Regions from separate parts of the Homo sapiens genome. Here region 1 is linked to region 2. The links are chromatin contacts, found by Hi-C or POLR2A ChIA-PET in ENCODE. All regions are on one chromosome and are shown on one strand. The core of a region is the stretch at or near the end of the contact, and the rest is flanking DNA. Distances in the headings are between cores, read along the strand shown. Region 1 overlaps TANGO6 (transport and golgi organization 6 homolog). Region 2 overlaps TANGO6 (transport and golgi organization 6 homolog).

Evidence for each region. Hi-C counts contacts between places; a loop is a spot of excess contacts on that map. ChIA-PET counts read pairs that join two places held with the same protein, here RNA polymerase II (POLR2A). Pooled maps may share reads with other maps.
Region 1: a map of PC-3 shows a loop between it and region 2 (8-fold over the local background). The contact joins two enhancer-like sites. A Hi-C loop is called at or near these places in 3 of 168 maps with a recorded cell type or tissue (PC-3, heart left ventricle and mammary epithelial cell) and 1 of 50 pooled maps. POLR2A ChIA-PET finds 5 or more read pairs at or near these places in 9 of 52 experiments (A673, AG04449, BJ and 6 more).

The regions. Positions count from the first base shown.
Region 1 is chr16:68,950,328-68,954,585 of GRCh38, reverse strand. All of the region lies in intron 14 of TANGO6 (transport and golgi organization 6 homolog), which reads right to left. Among named protein-coding and RNA genes, the nearest start is that of TANGO6, 110 kb to the right of the region's middle. Within about 2 kb of position 1,970, at least 3 of the 41 ENCODE cell types and tissues checked have a DNase peak (open chromatin) inside an H3K27ac peak, as active enhancers do.
Region 2 is chr16:68,899,888-68,904,118 of GRCh38, reverse strand. TANGO6 (transport and golgi organization 6 homolog) reads right to left here. Exons shown (of 18, transcript NM_024562.2): 8 at 3,573-3,685; 9 at 1,615-1,791. Among named protein-coding and RNA genes, the nearest start is that of TANGO6, 58 kb to the right of the region's middle. Within about 2 kb of position 1,583, at least 2 of the 41 ENCODE cell types and tissues checked have a DNase peak (open chromatin) inside an H3K27ac peak, as active enhancers do.

The DNA of each region.
Region 1 (4,258 bases), core at 721-3,220, 50 kb before region 2:
AAATGTGGTATAAAACTTTCTCGCTAGGCACGTACATAGCCTGACAGTGAGTTCTCAAAACTTTTTTTTTCTTTTGAGCAGCAGAACTTTGTTTTTCCATGAAATCTTAAGAGAGGGCTTGATGAAAGAGAGAAAAGGAGAGCCATCTGGTTAGAGTGGGTTGCCTGGTGCTCCAAACCCACTCACCCATGCCCCTCCTTACTGATCCTAAGGGTCTGGAGGGCACAGGCGTTCATGCAGTTCTTGCCTCCTGCTCCTCCCTGCTGTAGTCCTGCTGCTTTGCTGTTTCGCATCCTACAACACTCTTTCCTCCTTCCTTTTTTTTTTTTTTTTTTTGAGATGGAGTCTTGCTCTGTTGCTCAGGCTGGAGTGTAGTGGCACGATCTCAGCTCACTGCAACCTCTGCTTCCTGGGTTGAAGCAATTCTCCTGCCTCAGCCTCCCAAGTGGCTGGGATTACAGGCACACACCACCACACCCAGCTAACTTTTCTTTTTTTTTGTATTTTTAGTAGAGACGAGGTTTCACCATGTTGGCCAGGCTGGTCTCGAACTCCTGACCTCAAGTGATCCGCCCACCTCGGCCTCCGAAAGTGCTGGGATTACAGGCATGAGCCACTGTGCCTGGTCTCCTCCCTTCTTTACTAGGTTAATTCCTAACTACCCACAGATCCTCACTGATGGGTTACTGCCTCGTTCCCTTGCTGTCAGGGAAAATGTCCCTAAAACATGTTTAGTGAAGCAATTAAATACATCTTAATTTCATGGTTTCTGGGGCTCATTTCAAGTCCTTCTCCTCCTATTCATATAGACTAGCTGTCACAAAGGCGGGTTTCACGACCAAGAAGACAGTATGAGATACCTCCAGGTAGAGTCAGTTGCTTAAATGTCTACTTTACAAGCTATTAAGGAGGTCTAAGTATCTTCCCTACAGAACGGCTATTTAAATTTTGCCCTGGAGCCACCCTTTATCTAGTAAAGTTGGAATCTGAAGGCAAGTTAAGGAGGATGGAGTTAGTGAGAGAACACCATGTACCTTTTATTTAGAGCACCTGTGTCAAAACCATGTTTTACATTTGTGTGATTTTGTATCATTTGCTCTTCTCCAACTGTAAACTCCATGAAGGCAAGACATGACTGTTTTTCTCAGTGTTGTACCTTGCACAGCACCCTCAAACATAGCAGTGCTCAATAAATATCTGTTGAGGCGGGTGCAGTGGCTCACGCCTATAATCCCAGCACTTTGGGAGGCCGAGGCAGGTGTATCACCTGAGGTCAGGAATTCGAGATCAGCCTGGCCAACATGGCGAAACCCTGTCTCTGCTAAATACAAAAAACTAGCCAGGCGTGGTGGTGCGTGCCTGTAATCCCAGTTACTCAGGAAGCCGAGGCAGGAGAATCGCTCGAACCTGGGAGGCAGAGGTTGCAGTGAGCCAAGATTGTGCCACTGCACTCCAGCTTGGGAGACAGAGCAAGACTCCGTCTCACACACACAAAATAATAATAATAATAATAATAATAATAATAATAATAATAAAAAATACCTGTTGAGTGAATGAACATTTTAAGCCATTAACAACAACAACAAAAAGAAAACCCTAATTGCCAAAGAAAATATTTTACAATTCTCTTTTTGTCCCTATTTAAAGGTTATCAATAGTGGAAAACAAAAGTTGAACACAAAGTACAAAAGTGATTCTAAAACAGCTTTCTCCTAAGAAACACCTTAGCAATCATGTCCCAGCAGGTGGACAGAGAGATGACCTAATGAGGTCTTTGGCAGCTCAAGGGGTTGTGATTCATTCCCTGAGGCTCAATTCATTCCCAACCTTCAATCCTCCTCTGGGGCAGGAGAGATACCACAAGGTCAGGAAGCACAAAAGCCTAATGTAAAAATCTAAAAATGTGTTGCCCAAACTGTACAGACACCATTTAAGTTTACCTTCCACCACTGCCAAGTTCTCAACGTGACCTGAGAGGGGGTAATTGATGCTTCATTCAGTTAAAAATTGTAAAGTTATGATTCACCAACAAAAGGAACTATGTCAGTGTTAATAAAAAATATAATTGGGCTTACTAAGTGTGTGAACAGCTTCAAGTATCATCTTAATCACATCTGGTGAGATTAGGAATTTTAATTTGTATTTGAGATGAAGGGTGACATAGGCTGCTTGCTCTTTAGTTGGGGAGGGAAACACAAAAGCAGGGTGCACCTCTAGCTGATACTGCAATAAAGCTCCAGTAAAAACCATGGATTACTTAGAGAGTGTGGGATGCTGTATTTAAGGGGAAGTCTGAAGAGGGACTTGCTGTTTTACTTACAAGCTCTCTCACTACTCCATCCTCCTTAACTTGCCTTCAAATTCCAACTTTACTAGAGAAAGGGTGGCTCCAGGGCAAAATTTAAATCGCTGTTCTGCAGGGAAGGTACTTAGACCTCCTTAATAGCTTGTAAAGTGGACATTTAAGCAACTGACTCTTTACCTGGAGGTATCTCATGTTGCCTTCTTGGTCATGAATCCTGCCTTTGTGACAGCTAGTCTATATGAATAGGAGGTGAGGGACTTTAAAGGAGCCCCAGAAGCCATGAAATTAAGAAGTATTTAATTGCTTCACTGAAAATGTCATGATCCATGGTTCCATGGTTTAATTTTACCATCCGTAAGAGCAGAGGCTGGCCAGGTGTGGTGGCTCACGCCTGTAATCTCAGCACTTTGGGAGGCCGAGGCGGGTGGATCACAAGGTCAGGAGATCGAGACCATCCTAGCTAACACGGTGAAACCTCGTCTCTACTAAAAATACAAAAAATTAGCTGGGCGTGGTGGCGGGTGCCTGTAGTCCCAGCTACTCAGGAGGCTGAGGCAGGAGAATGGTGTGAACCGGGAAGGCAGAGCTTGCAGTGAGCTGAGATCACGCCACTGCACTCTAGCTTAGGCGATAGAGCGAGACTCTGTCTCAAAAAAAAAAAAAAAAAAGAACAGAGGCCATGGTGTTGTGACAAAGGTGAGAAAATGCAATGGAAAAAGGAAGGAAGTACAGAGGCATAAATAAGGGCCTTGGCTTTGGAGTTGAATCCAGCCTCTATTACATACTGGTTGGCCAAGCAGTTGGCCTCTTAGCCCTGGTTTCTTTGTCTGAAAAATGGGAGATGAAGATACTGACTCCTATACCTTGCCTTCATGCCCATTTTGCTCCACTAACAACCTGAACTGCTTCCCTTCTGTTATACTTTATATTTGCCCAACCCCCCCACCCTGCCTTTTTTTTTTGAGACAGGGTCTCTGTCACCCAGGCTGGAGTGCAGTTGTATGATCACAGCTTGCTGCAGTCTTGACCTCTTGGGCTCAAGTGATTCTCCCACTTCAGCCTCCAGAGTAGCTGGGACTATAGGCATGCGCTACCACACCCGGCTAATTTTTAAAATTTTTATAGAGACAGGATTTTGCCATGTTGTCCAGGCTGGTCTTAAACTACTGGGCTCAAGTGATCGTCCACATCGACCTCCCAAAGTGCTGGGATTACAGGCAGCAGCCACAGCACCTGGTCTGGCCCCACTCTTGAACATCTTCCTACCTTTGCTTTTCCCTCAGCTTCAATCCCCTCACACTCATTTGAGTGTCTAAATCCTGCCCACCCATCTTTCATAGTCCTGAGAGCTCCACAAAAAACAACAGTACTGTTCTGAGTTTTTAACGTTATTTTTAAATTTTTTAAATTTACTTTTTTTTTGAGACAGAGTCTTGCTCTATTGCCCAGGCTGGAGTGCAACGGTGCCACATCAGCTCACTGCAACCTCCGCCTCCCAGGCTCAAGCGATTCTCCTGCCTCAGCCTCCTGAGCAGCTGGGATCACAGGTGCCCGCCACCACACCTGGCTAATTTTAGTACTTTTAGTAGAGATGGGGTTTCACCATGTTGGCCAAGCTGGTCTCGAACTCCTGAACTCGTGATCGACCCACCTCAGCCTCCCAAAGTGCTGGGACTACAGGTGTGAGCCACCGCGCCCATCCTAAATTTTTTTTTTAAAACAGAGTCTCGCTCTGTCGCCCAGGCTGGAATACAGTGGCTCGATCTCGGCTCACTGCAACCTCCGCCTCCCAGGTTCAAGCGATTCTCCTGCCTCAGCCTCCAGAGTAGCTGGGATTATAGGAACCCATACTATGCCCAGCTAATTTCGTATTTTTCGTAGAGATGGGGTTTCACCATGTAGGACCAGGCTGGTTTCAAACTCCTGACCTCAGGTGATCTGCTTGCCTCGGCC
Region 2 (4,231 bases), core at 334-2,833:
CAAAACAAAACAAAACAAAAACACATGACAATTATCTTAAGAAGCACTACTTTAGTCACGCTTTAAAATTCAACAATAAAGAGTAAATTCCAAACAATTATATTTAATTCCAGAAAAGTAAAAACTCTGGATCTAAAGATATAAAATCCAAGCTGCTCTTATAGAGTTTCTTTAAATAAACTTCTTTTTTTTTTTTTGAGACAGAGTCTCACTCTGTCACCTAGGCTGAAGTGCAGTGGCGCAATCTTGGCTTACTGCAACCTTCATCTCCTGGGTTCGAGTGACAGTCCTGCCTCAGCCTCCTGAGTAGCTGTGACTACAGGCGCCAGCCACCACAACCGGCTAATTTTTATATTTTTAGTAGAGATGGGGTTTCACCATGTTGGCCAGGCTGGTCTTGAACTCCTGACCTCAAGTGATCTACCCACCTCGGCCTCCCAAAGTGCTGGGATTACAGGTGTGAGCCACCACGCCTGGTCCTTCTTTTTTTTTTTTTTTTTTTTGAGATGGTCTCGCCCTGTTGCCCAGGCTGGAGTGCAGTGGTACGATCCCAGCTCACTGTAACTTCCACCTCCTGATTCAAGCAATTCTTTTGCCTCAGCCTCACAAGTAGCTAGGCCTACAGGCATGCACTACCATGCCTGGCTAATTTTTGTATTTTTAATAGAGATGGGGTTTCACCATGTTGGCCAGGCTGGTCTCAAACTCCTAACCTCAGGTGATCCACCCGCCTCAGCCTCCTAAAGTGCTGGGATTACAGGTGTGAGCCACCGTGCCTGGCCAAAAACATCTTCTTGATAACTGTTGCTGGGCAGAATAGCAGCTTGCGTTTGTACTGATAATTCTGTTTGCAATCTATGTGTTTTTCTATTTTCCTCAAGTCCATCAAACTGAAGGGGTGTTTTACAACTTTACCAAGTTAACCATGAATATATAATTATATTTCAACACTTCAACAAACAGCAGCACTTTGAATGTGATGTGAAATCCAAACAGGATAGCAGTCACCCATGAATGTTACATGGACTATGACCAACAGGAATTTACGTTCTGAGGTAATAACATTAGATCATCCAGAAAGTGGAAATAATTTAAAATATGCAATTGTGAGATGCTGGAGAAATAAATGATCCATTCCACTAATATTTATTAAGCACTTTCTAATCAATCCCTATGAGAAACAAATTTCCATCATAAAATTACCATAAAAGATAGCTATTAGACAATTTCCCTCAGGAATAAGTCTGACTATAAACACACACATATACCATTTTGAGAGTCAGAAAGATAATTGGATTATTATGGTGTTAAGGGTGAACATGTGTCTGCCCTTTACTCTGATTAACTGGCAAAGATGGTGGAGTAAGTGGGCTTGTTGTGATGCAGAGCTGTGAGGCTCCAGTAAATTGCACCAACTATTAGCAGGCATCTTAGGAAAAAACCTGGAGGATTATTTAAGGCTCACGTTTCATTTAGAGAATATAAATAGCAGGCACCTGAGCCACTTGAGTTTCTGGTTTCTTTTCTATCAGCGCCCCTTAGTGGTTGAATCACTGAATGGCCTTTTGGGCGGAACTAAATCTGAAGAGAACAGTAACGGATGGGTGGACTCACCTAATGGCCTCTTTGATGGTAATCATAATGCCACCTTGAGTGGCAACTCTAAACTGACACAGAGAATGGAGAGAGGGCACAGCTTTGTCCAACCCTGCAAATCCTTTCAGGCTGGCAATTGCCTTCTTCCTTTCCAGCTTCCCCAGAATCCATAATAAGATTTCTTGGCAAAGTGACCTGGCAGAAAAAGCAGTTATGAATGAGCTTGTCATCTTACTCCATGCATCTAACAAGCTAACATAAAAAAAGAAAGAAAGGCTGTCAGGTTCCACTGCATTTTAAATGCTGGCACAATCTCCTAGTACTACTGAAATGCAGGAATGGAAAGTATGCTTCTTGTGAATTTCAGAATGCAAATATCCTGAAATTCAATGAGTGACTGACTAATCCTTGGCTCTGGCAGCAACCCTGATTTGCCACATGAGCCCCACGTGATTTTTTTTTTTTTTTTTTTTGGTAATTCCAAGTGTACTACTGCCTTTGCATCAGGCACTGTCAAAGAAAGTATACACGGATAAAAATCATCTACTCTCAGCAAGACCAACAGCTGGAGACCAAGAAACAGCATACCAACAAAATATTGCTGATTCCTCAACCCCTTTCATCTGTGCCAATCAACTAGAAGAGGAACTAAATCATCGTTCACATGTTCCTTGTCAGTCTCTGATGAGAACATGACAGTGCTGTGAGGACTTGAGTTTTAAAACAAAAACAAGAGGCCAGGTGCGGTGGCTCACGCCTGTAATCCCAGCATTTTGTGAGGCTGAGGTGGGTGGATCACCTGAGGTCAGGAGTTCGAGACCAGGCTGGCCACATGGTGAAACACTGTCTCTACTAAAACTACAAAAATTAGCCGGGCATGGTGGAAGGTGCCTATAAGCCCAGCTACCCAGGAGGCTGAGGCAGGAGAATCGCCTGAACTCAGGAGGCAGAGGTTGCAGTGAGCCGAGATCGCACCACTGCACCCCAGTCTGGGCAACAGAGCGAGACTCCGTCTCAAAAAAAACAAAAACAAGAGTTATTTTGTGGACTGTCCCTTGAAACCAAGTTCACAGATGTACAGCCTCCCTCTTCCAATGCATTCTCTCTTGTCGTTGCCATTGCAGCTGTGGGATACAAGGATGTGCTGACTCAAGCTGAAGAGCCAGGGGAACTATGTAAGCTTTGAATAGTACAAAAGATGGTGTTTTCCTTCACCACTTAGCAATGGTGATAATGATAGCTACCATTTATTGAGCTTACTATTTGCCGGGGACTGTACTAAACACATTAATGCATATTTAGTCTTCACAATAACTCTGTGAAGAAGGTACTATTATTGCATATTGGATTACATGTGAGGATCTCCAAACACCAAAAATCGTAATTCTATAGGACTTGAGATAAGATAACTCTTACCTGGAGGAAGAAACAACATAAATTACTGTGAAAATAGAGCTGATACAAAATGAATCCTACTTAAATTCTACGACAAAGGAGTATTTTCTGGATGACTAAGAAATCCCTTCTATCTAAACAACACACTGCATCACCAACACCAAATCCTAGGCTAAATTACAAAGTGCCACATTCAGATCTAGATTTCCCAAATGTGTTTTCTAACTCCCCACAAGGTCATTATGATCCATCCCCTATTTCCTTCTTCCTAGACATGTAATTGCAGTATTTCTCACTGATCGAAAAGTGGCATGTTTACACATGTAAACAGAGATTTTGTCTTTGAGATTTAGGACAGAGGCTGAGGAAAGTCATTCTAAAAACTGTATCCAATGCCCTGTGATCTGCAAAATTCTTGTTCTCTTCTAGATGAGCAAAATAGGAAGATCCCAGTGTTTTCCTGACTTTGAAAGGAAATGATAATTTCAAAGTGGCAAATATAAATTCAAAATAAGAACAAAAACAACATGCAAAAAAGACGTCACAATTTATAAACAAATAAGGGTCCCTTGATTGTTTACCTTATGTGAGACACACTCTGCTTAGTAAAACAGTAGAGAAGAAAAAGCACTCCCAGGACTGGAAGCAGGGAATCCATCAAAACTGTTAAAGGTTCATTCCCAACCACGTACACCTAGAAAAAAGGAAATGGTGAAGAATAATCCCATGACTGCCTGGCCAGAGCAACGGGAATCACACACCAAACACCTAGCAGGGCTCAGCGTCTTAAGCAATATCTCATCCGAATCACACCATTTTAGCTCCAAAGATGTGCTCAGATATGGCAATGAAACAATTTGAGTTTGGCAGACAGGCTGAAACAAGACAGTGAACTGGAGCAGCACCATTTCATGTGTGCAGTCCCTAGAACTGCCCAGAATAGGTCAACTACCCCGCTTTCTGACCTCTTCCTTTCCTACTTTTGGCTATGTCTGAGTTTCCTAATTTACCTATTGTGTAACCATATGATAACTGTCCTACTGCTGAAGGCCCTGCTATTAGGAACAAGTAATTACTACCAAAGGGAAAAACTTAAAACTGGATTTGGAAAATCAAACCAAACCCAAAACACTGCTTACTCCAGTTTCATCACTCTTAAGATGTGACCACCACATGGACATGTCCTATTCTCCCTAATTCTATAAATGTTCAAAGAAATTATACTGTAGGGCTGGGCACA